2 separate regions of the Homo sapiens genome follow, and region 2 is linked to region 1. Evidence: chromatin loops called from intact Hi-C (ENCODE). Cell type or tissue: A673. All regions are shown on one strand. Each heading gives the region's core, and the rest is flanking DNA. Links, peaks and the distances in the headings are about the cores only.

Region 1 (5,399 bases), core at 102-5,101:
TCTGAGGCTGTGGAACTCAAGGGCAAGGGAAGAAAAAGGATGACTTGGAGATGTAGCTTAGGGAGCAATGAGCAAGTGTTGCTCTTGACAAGTGTAGGAGGGGAAGCAAGAAAGGCTCTGAACTGCTAAATCTCAGCAAGCTGTCAGAGAGCCAAGTCTGGATTCTCCTAAAAGTATGGACAATGAAAAAGAACCAATTGAAATTACTCAAGGATTACACTTACAACTTCATTTGGTAGAACTGATTTGATCTTCACAAACATTCAGATACAATAAGACTGAGAATGGGATACTTTCACTTATCTTTAGCTACTACTTGGTTTTAGAGTAGAAACCTCACTTTCTTTTCTGGCTGTATATACTGTGACCTGATAAGAGGACAAGGAAAATCTGGGTTTTTGTCCAAAGGAATGCAATAATTCCTCAGCCTGGTTCCTGATTCCTAGAGCCTTCCAACATATTTATTGTATGTTTCCTATCTCTTAGCTGCAGACTAACAAATATGACCTGGATATTTTCTGATTCAGTTCTGGAATAGGTGTGGTTCAGAAGGAGATACTGTTTATGGAGATAGTATTACTCTCACAATCCTTTGTGCACTCTTAAATGCCTTGACTGATATCTTCCTGCCCTAGCACCTAACACTAAACTCACTTTCTCTACTATATATTATAATGCACAATTCATTTATAATGAATTGATTTATTGTAAATTTTCATTCTTATTATTTCCAAAAATAATTTTGTTTTATTAACAGGCATATTATTTGTTAATTTTTAAAAGGTGTGCCAAATAAAGCACAAAATCATTCAACAATGAATAATTCTGTGCTAGCCATTGAGAATATAAAGATGAAAAATACTACATACCCAGCCTTTAGAAACTCAGAATCTGGCACAAGATGATTCACATAAGCAGTTTCACAGACTAAATGAGTCAATTGACATATTCAATAGAATGAAACTTCATTTGGCTTGCTGATGAAGACTCCAGTGGGTCATGTTATATTTTATCTAAAGACATGTTTATGATTGCTGCAACGCTTTAAGTTACTCTAAGTTTTGGTCAACATAGTTTCCCACGCCACATTTCTCCAAGCAAGGGAAACCTGGAAATGCAGGTTTAATGACTCATTCAGGAGATGACAAGATTCCTTAAAATGTGTGGTTCCTTTAAATTTTACCCTAAGCTTGTAAAAACTCCCAAGACCAAACTATTCTTCATATTTATCAACAGGATTTTATTTTTGCTTATCTTCATTCCCCAATTCAAGTATAAATTGTATATTTCCTTATCCTGGGTTTGACAGACTCCAGCTTTGTTACTGTTTGGAAATAGTGTGTGGATTGCCTATTTATACTGATGTTTATGTCTTGGCAATAGTGGGAGATAGTAGCTGGAGACATTCATACTTATTTGTGTCAGATAGAATTTATTGATTCTTCTATATGCTTAATTAAGATAACAGTGTTAAAGAACCTACAGATTAAAAGGAGTCAGTCTTTTAAAAATATACCAAATGCCATTTTCTTAACATTATTTTACTTTTTCAACTACCTACTCTCCAACTATAAATGGCTGTAATAATGTGCCACAGGCAGGCTACTTCATTCTTGGTAAGCACACATCATATAATATGTGATACTTAATATATACAGGCACATGAATCTCTGCTTCCATCATTCTAATTGTTTAGTACCATTGTTTCATTCACTATTTTGTTTTACATTTTACAGATTAATTTCACATATCAAGCCTTATTTAAGTTTAAATGTATGTATTTGCTTTTTACTTAGAAATATTTAGTTTTTCAGGATCAAAATGTACCAATAAATGCATGCAAAGAGCACATCAATATCTTTAGCAAATTTCATTTTAAGTAATTCTTCTGTTTTGTGAATGTTAAATTTCATGACTATTATGCCAATTTTTCCAAACTTGGTCTGCACACCTTATTCTGTGCATATTTACCCTAGTAGCCTGCCCATTTCCAAATTAATGAAAGAGCTGTCACAAATTGCTAGTGCCACCTATTAGTGGAAGCATAGAACTGCAAATCATGGTAATTCCTTTATATAGTGCATTAGAAATCATGAGGGGTAAAAGTCATCCCAAGAATCACACTTGTTCTAATGTATGTTTACAACTGCTGGTCTTTTTAAAATAAACCTTCACTACAAGTGCAAAACTTATTTCAATACTGTCATGAGTTTTGGAGATTTTACCTCTATAACTTTGTAGCAATGAATTATTTATCACATATTACTTTTTCATAAAGGTTTGACAAGAGCAATGTCTTAGTTGATTAATATGTAACTCTGTAATATCATGACTTTGTAAATAGAAGTTGTTGGATAATGATCAATTCAAAATTTATATCACTATTAGTCATTTTGGAAGATTTTGTAAAAATCAGATTAAACATTATTCAAAATAATCCTGACTTTAGATTTTGAAATTCTTCAAAAGTTGTGAAGGTGTGGTATTTTGACTTTTGGAGCTATGATACAAAGGTGTGTCACTGGAGTTAAAATGAGAAAAATTGGGATAATTTAAAATACACAATTTCTTACAGGCAACTTAAAATTCATGATAACTTTAAAATGCAAGTTTCTTAAAATGCAAACCTGAAAACATGATAGAAAATTTAATGCCCTATACAATTATTTATTCACATTAAGCATAATAGCCTCCATAACAACAATTTAACATTAATTTTTATTACTAGGAACATATGCAATCATATTAATTAACTCTAATTAAACGTATTCCTGAAAGATCCATGAAATACATTAAATCTTTACTATAGAATTTAAGTATAATTGACCCCAAATTATAATACATGATTTATATAATAATTAAAATCAGAAAATAAAGGAAAATTAGATATCACAGATCAATATATCTGTTTAGTTTGCTAATATTTTAGTAAACTACGTATTTCATGTCACTGACAATAGTAGAACTCTAGAAATCAGTCACATGAAGAGAAAAAAACCCTAAAAAGTTAGAATTGGGAAAATTATCTATTCAGTATTCATATTTATTTAAGTTGTTAGTGACTGAATATCATTATTAAAGCTGGTGAGTTAGAGGCTTACATGAATTTGTTTTGCGGTCTCAGTTATTTTCTTGATTGCTAAAGTCTACACTGTATAAATTCTTTCAAAGGTCAATCTGGTTGTCAGCTTTAAGCAGAGAATCCACAAATTGGAGATTTTTACAAGCCCTCATCTGATCTGACCAGCATTGAATCACAAGATGTGTGACTAAGTGTTTTATTTTATGTTCATTTTACATTATTTGCCAGGGTATACTTGTTGAATAGATGAATAAAAAGTTCTAGTTTTCAGTGTGTTTAAATTCAAGATTTCAGCATCAAAACATGATTTATAAGGTTAATAGAATTTGAGAAGAAAAGGTCATCCAAAGTCCTGGTGACAAATATACAGTGAGTATTTGAGAAAAGTCATTGCAAATAATTGATAACTTCTTTGCTCTATGCATGTGTGTATGTATGTGTGTGAGTGTGTGGGTATGTCTTCCCCCCACAACTCCCACATATGTTTCCTAAAAACATTCCATTTTAGCTGTGAGCAGATTTTTAGGGTAAGACTAGCCCTATCTTATACTATTATGTGAATGTTCAGGACATCCATGAAAACTTTTCATGGGACACAAAAGACAACACCCACTCTATTATTTATATATATATATGTATATATATAATATATATACACACACACATATATATAATTTAAAATATCAATGTCATTTTAAACCAACAATTTACGAAGAATTGTATTGTGATTCAGAACTTGTAGATTGCTGAGGTTATTTTCACAATTATAAAATGAAGTTATTTTCTGAATTATAAAATCATAAAATGAAGTTATATTTCCTATGTATTGAAATATATGGTATATGTATACCTATGTGTACACATAAATGTATTGGTATATACACACACACACACACACACACAAATACTGCTCTGGTGAAAGTAAAGAAAATCTTAAAGGAAAGACAAGAAGTTTAATTAGAAAATCATTCATATTAATTAATTTTTGAACTAATTGTAATTTATTGAACAAAAGGTAAAGAACTTTTGCAAATTTTACCTCAGAAATTTTAACTAAATAAAATGATCTTCTCTTGTCACACATATACATATGAGAATTTTTATTTAATTGATAACCTCATTCTTATAATAATACCTTGACTCTGAAAAAAAAAAAAAACAACTTTAGAAAATAGAAAAAAGAAAGCTTTCAGAAGGCCTACCACTTTTTAAAGTGCTATTTACTAAGTCCTTCCTATGAAGTTAAGGTTAAAATCATTGATTTAACCTTTGGATTCACAGGATCACCATCACATTGAGACTTGCATGTGTCTTTGATTTCTACCAAAACTGAAGCACATAGTGTCCTGGAATAGCCCCTTACATTGGATGATGGAATATTTGTCATTTGTTTAAAACCCAAACCCTAATTATTTTCTTGTGATTCATGCAGGTTTTTCTGAAGACTTCATTGTATCACATATCCCAAATGGAAGATTATATGATTTTCCTGTATTTCATGAGAAAAGTGAAATTTGACTAGTTTTGTAGAAGAAATAAACATTTATGCATGGACCACTTTTTAAAAGAAGGATTTTACCATTTAGCTATATTACATATATTTAAAGAAGACAAAAGTATTTCTGAGTAAATGTTTCTTAAGGATAATTTCTATGTAACTGCTGAGATTTACAGAGTTCTCACATTTTCTTCCCCCATAAGGATTCTAAATCAAATTGGTTCAGAGGAAAAGCCAGCATACCCCATTTTTCTAATATTATCACTTCTCCAGATGGTCCTGAACACATCTATTCAATTCCTTTTTCCTAGAAAGTAAAGAGGTATCTTATTAGATATGTACACCCGCTACAAAGGCCACTTTCCTGTTTTTACTTCTTTTTAACATGTCAAGTCTCTTTCATCTCCTACCAGGCAAAAATGATAAGTAGAAAGTAAGCACAGTGATTGCCAGAAACTTCATCTTGGCAACCTGAGCAATGAGAGAGTTAATGGTGGATCTTTGAAAACAAGTGACCATGGGAAATTAAGGTTGGCAGGGATTTAACTCTTCATGAATCATGCTGGAATATTTTTAAGGGCAATGCAGTGGATGTTTTAACTGTGTTTGACATCTAATTAAGGAGAAACAAGAAGTAGCTTTAAAAAAATCTCTATTGTACTTTAGAAACAAAGTACTGGCAATTGGCTACCACATACTTGCTTTGGCCAAACAAACGTACATGTAGAGACAAAAAGGTAATGACAGATTAATAAAATAACAGAAAAAAATTTCCTCAGGCCATTCCTTTTATTCTTCTTCCTGTTGTTCATTTCACAG
Region 2 (5,399 bases), core at 55-5,054, 53 kb before region 1:
TCATGAAGTCAATTATGATGTATTGCTACGATGGTTCAAGTATTTACTTTTATGTAGGAAAAATAGATATGAAAGGGTAAGCTGAAGTTCATATTTCTTATAATGATTACTGCAAATACTGTGGTTTCATCCTTGATATTTTTTGATTTATTGCATCCATTGATTCATTACTGTCATTTTTATTTGCATCAGAAAAGACAAACTATTAATTCAAAACAATTTTCTGTCAGTAATCATGCTTTTAAATAGCTAGAGAATTATCTATAACTTGAGATGCTTCAAAATAACTATAGTGCATATATTAGAATACTGATACCTTTTGAAAATCCTTGATATTAACCAGGTCGAATGAAAATATGTGATCCTTTGCTCCAACATACAGCCTACTCCGTTCCTCATCCAAAAGGAAGGTATGATAACTGGAGCTGTTGGCCAAGCCATTGAAAGTGATCACATTGTTGGATTCCAACATTTCTGCAAGGTAACAAAGCAAAACATTGGGTATTAATGTGAAGCACTATATAAGCATAGACTGTTGGTACATGGTAACCTGACTATATTGACTGCTGTAGTTATCAATCAGTGCTTATTCTTCAGGGTACTAAGAAATATATTGGAACCAAAATGTGTGCATTTTACTTTTTTTTTTTTTTTTTGAGATGGAGTTTTGCTCTTGTTGCCCAGGTTGGAGTACAATGGCGGGATCTCGGTTCACCACAACCTCCCGAGTTCAAGCGATTCTCCCACCTCAGCCTCCCGAGTAGCTGGGATTACAGACATGCACCACTATGCCCGGCTAATTTTTGTGTTTTTAGTAGAGATGGGGTTTCTCCATGTTGGTCAGGCTGGCTTCGAACTCCTGACCTCAAGTGATCCTCCTGCCTCGGCCTCCCAAGGTGCTGGGATTACAGGTGTGAGCCAGTGTGCCCGGCCTGCATTTTATTAAAATGAGAGTTATATTCCTATTTGCTGGTTTCATACTTAATATGGTGCAGTCCTAAAGAAGAGAGGAAGTGAAATAACTTGTCTATACACACTGATCTGGCAGAATTTATTTGCATGTAGTAATGGATTAGACTGATCAATATTGTGTATAAATGTATTTAATTTTACAAAAACTTTTTAAAAGTGGTTTCATTTGTTCCAAGCCATTAGATAGAAGGATAAGCACAGAACCTAACAAAATAGGAATGTGGGGGAAACATCCGGTTTAACCTCTTAGGTTCCTTGAGGCCTCTTTTATTTGAAATATTTTAATATGTCTTTTTGATCATTAAATGATTCACTGTACTGCCTAAATTCTTTCAAGCATTTTGGAGCTGATATATAGAGAGAAACTGAGATGAGGCTTTCATGAAAACATGAATTAAATTAATTTTACCATCTGACTTCAATTTTTCATTTGTTTTTGCTCTCCAGTTTGCTTCTGCTGTGAATAGGCAAATACTAAACAATATACCTATACTTTAGTGACAGGAACACTTTCAGATTAAAAATAACATTAAATATAAGTCCATTTTTGTGCTTGGAAGCTAATTAATTATTGGCTTCTTAAAAATATGTTTTGCTCAATGCACGCACACATGTACACACACACACCCCACCCCCATGGGATAGAATTTTTGAGGATTCTCCAAAACTGTATGTCCTGAATCAGTGCTTTAGATTTTTCGGGTGCACACTTAGTAGGAAATTTTCATCAGCATCCAGAAAAATGTAGAATGCGATGTGCCTTCCGAAGAGAGAAAGCTGCAATGTAGACCTGTCCTCTGTTCCAGCTATTAACATCAGGAAACATATATTAGCCATGTGATTGATTGCCTTGCTTTATCTATTTGTCCTACTGACCTCTTCATTTTATCATTTTATCATCAAAAATATGATTTCAACAGAGGATAAAATTCATACTCTTTAACTTAGCACTAAAGGTCAGGTCACTATCATTTAAATTTAGACCCTATCCCAGTACTTCTCATGTCCTCTATCATGCGGGAAACCATGCACTGTGCTCATTCACTCTTTGGCCTTTGTTGCTATTTTTCCTGACTCCAACAGCTACAGAATAGAGCCACGCTTAAAGCTAGTTCAAATGCAACTGCCAAGAAATTCTCAGAGAGCTTCCTGTTACATTTTGCTTGAATTACTCTTATAACCTGCATCCCACTGTCAATTATTGCAATCTTATCTACCAGAATGAACATTCCCTGCGGAAATATATAATTAATAGCTCATCATGCCTAACTCACATTTTTTTTTCATATTACCTGGTCAACAATGTAAAATGGAATATCTATCTTTTTATATATTTACCTATCCTATAGACAAAAATTGTTAACAAATTGTTAAAAGATATTTTTCTCATTTCTTCATGAGAAATAGTACAATACTAGGCTGGCCTTACTCCCTACCCCACCCCACTCTCCACACACACAAAAAAAAGAAGAAGGGGAGGAAGGAAGGGAGGGAGGGAAGGAGGGAGGGAAGAAGGAAGGAAGGAAGGAAGGAAGGAAGGAAGGAAGGAAGGAAGGAAAAGAGTTTGTATTCATGTGAATCACAGCTGAAATAAATGAGAGCTGTTAGTCTCCAGAGAGGAGGGACAGAAAATCCACTACATAATATCTAAATTGAAATGGCATTTATTGGCTGGACACGGTGGCTCATGCCTGTAATCTCAGCACTTTGGTAGTCCAAGGCGGGTGGATCACGAGGTCAGGAGTTCAAGACCAACCTGGCCAACATGGTGAAACCCTGTCTCTACTAAAAATACAAAAAAATAAGCTGGGCTTGATGGCGGGTGCCTGTAATCCTAGCTACTCGGGAGGCTGAGGCAAGAGAATTGCTTGAACCTGGGAGGTAGAGGTTGCAGTGAGCCGAGATTGCACCACTGCACTCCAGCCTGGGTGACAGAGCAACATTCAGTCTCAAAAAAAAAAAAAAAAAGAAATGGCATTCATTTCATTGGCATCCAAAAGATTACAAATGATCAATGCTATGCTACCCAGAGTCAATAAAAGTCTGAAATTTCAGGCACTCTGAGTTGTGTGAGGATGGAAACGGGCTGCTGCCAGAGGCACGGGCTGTATCACTGGATATGTTCAGGCCCTGATTGAATGGTCATTCAAAGAGATCTGTTTATCAAATGGATACCCTTCATCCTTACTTCCAATTCTAAGATCTGTAATTCTACCTTAGTTTCAGAGAGGCCAAACTTTAAAAAAAAAAAAAAAAAAAAAAGCCACCTCAGCCTAAACCAAAAAAATTACATAGAGATATTAAGCAATGAAAGGGCCATGTAAGAGGTACAAGAATGGATTTTAATTGCAAATGCATAGAAACTACATAAGGGATCTCTAAGCATCAATTGGAAGAAGTTGTAGGAAAATAAATACTATAGCTACAGATTTTGGAGTTATACAGTTATAAGTAAGAACACAAGCCATCACCACAGTACTTATCTTTTAGATGTGCAAACTAGGACAAGTTCCTTAAACTCCCTGGTCCCAAGTTTTATAGAAGATGGGATGAATAATGTATCTTTTAAGAGTTAATGTATCTTTTAAGAGTTACTGAGGTGAAATTAGATAATGCCTATAAAAATACTAGAACAAGCATTTCCTAGTAAGCACTCAATTAAATATTTCCTGTTTGTATAAGTAGAAGTTAAATATTTGTAGGTTGATCTTCTTGACCAGATGTAGCAAATTACAGTCCAGATGGAGTAGACTGAAAACTATATATATTTTTTTTCTTTTTTTTTAACCTATCTTACTAAGTGTCCTAACTTGTAAACATCAGTAATTTTGTATGGTGGAGGGAAAATAAGAATAGCAGTATGTTCTTTGATTTACACTAATATTAAATGTAATGGCATTTTAAGAACAATGAAGTATTCCTTCTTGTTTTCCAGTTTATGTATTCTCAATTCTAAATAATAAAAGGAATGACTTTCTATATCACAGTTCCAAACAATGAAAATATTTTCCCAATTGAAAAATATGTTCCAGGGTGAATTCTGTAAATTAGTTTGGACAGAATTACTGTTTCCTACGTACAGACAACTTACGGAAGTTTTTGGTGGCTTATGTATGAAATCATCATGAAAACAAACCACAGTTTTAAACTGTTACTTCTCAACAGTTTGATTTTTTAAAAAAGACAATACTTTCCTGGCATATGTGTTAGCAGCTGTCTTCCACTGCTTTCAAATGTGCTTAATTTTGTCTCATTATTCCTTTCACTCCAAATCCTTTAGATGTTCTTCTCCAACACGAGATTTTTATATTGCTTTATAACTTAGAGAAGAGTCTTAAAAACTAATGTCAGTGAACAATACAAATTCTGGATTGCTTAGGTTATATCACCACTTTCCAGTGTGAGATTAAATAGAAATTGGGTGAAATTTTATTCAATAGATTAAATAGAAACATGGGTTAAAATCAGACACATTTTTTTTTCCAAATCTAGTTCTCAGATTCTTCAGTATTCTGTTTTCCTTAGTTAAATGCATGACTTTGATTTTCCTAGATGTAGAGACAATTAGCTGCCTCCAATATTAAATAACTTTGAATGTACTCCTTCAGAATTTTAAGTCTTTCTTTCGTTTCAGTTATGTATCTTACAATGACATAAACTGCTATGGGAACTATAGTAAAATTCAGTAATGTGAAATGTGTGTTATTCTTCCACCTTCTTACATCTTGCCTATGCTCATATTCAGTTAAACAACAATTGTTGTTTTTAAAAAACAAGCTAAGTTTCTATAAAATTAATTTGACTATGGTGAATCTGAATAGGCCAAAGCTTTTAGAGGCATTAATTCTCTTTGAATGTAATTGTTTTTCTCTGGTTGAGAGATTACTTCAACTTCTACATGCTGTGTCGAGCTATAAGAGAAGCAAATGTAGGATTGTAATTAAAGATGCCATTTCAGAACACTCTTTAATAAAGTATGTATTCTTAAATTTGGAAGGTGACTAAAGAAGCATTCTGTTCACTCCAGATTCACCAAAGGATTTAGTGTGTTTATGAGTTGCTTAATGACAAAATGGAAAACATACTGACTGTAAAACCAGACACAGACATGCAGTTTGTGCTCAATAACTGCTAATTATTGTCACCATTCTTACTATTATATAAGACAATGAAGACGACAAGCTTTAGTGCATAGCTTGCGGGGCAGAAAAAATCAACTTAAATAATTTCAAGTAGCAGTGTTGTCAATTATAAATAAATTGTACTCTCTTGTGATGTAGTTTCACAAAGTAGAGGAGTCTCATGAAATTCAAGATTCTTATATGTAAAGTCCATTTGATAGATTTCTATTTAAGAGTATGTTACAACAGAATAAATTATAAATTATAATTGATCTCTAATATGCTACCAGTTAATCGTGGGAGAAA

Evidence for each region. Hi-C counts contacts between places; a loop is a spot of excess contacts. Peaks named below come from ENCODE experiments on the same cell type or tissue, not always from the same donor. Only the 100,000 strongest peaks of a DNase experiment are listed, where the experiment ranks them.
Region 2: it touches region 1 in a loop (6-fold over the local background); 3 of 110 quality-filtered maps call a loop at or near these places.

The regions. Positions count from the first base shown.
Region 1 is chr7:84,187,001-84,192,399 of GRCh38, forward strand. The region is part of intron 1 of SEMA3A (semaphorin 3A); the gene reads right to left. Among named protein-coding and RNA genes, the nearest start is that of SEMA3A, 5.1 kb to the right of the region's middle. In A673, for the core only: CTCF peaks have their summits at 2,018 and 2,226; DNase peaks (open chromatin) are centred at 131 and 2,021; H3K4me3 peaks cover 822 bases; H3K27ac peaks cover 1,770 bases.
Region 2 is chr7:84,134,478-84,139,876 of GRCh38, forward strand. It overlaps SEMA3A (semaphorin 3A), which reads right to left. Exons shown (of 17, transcript NM_006080.3): 2 at 317-474. Among named protein-coding and RNA genes, the nearest start is that of SEMA3A, 58 kb to the right of the region's middle. In A673, for the core only: no CTCF peak of the experiment used is centred there; DNase peaks (open chromatin) are centred at 2,094, 2,554, 3,054 and 3,554; H3K4me3 peaks cover 740 bases; H3K27ac peaks cover 5,000 bases.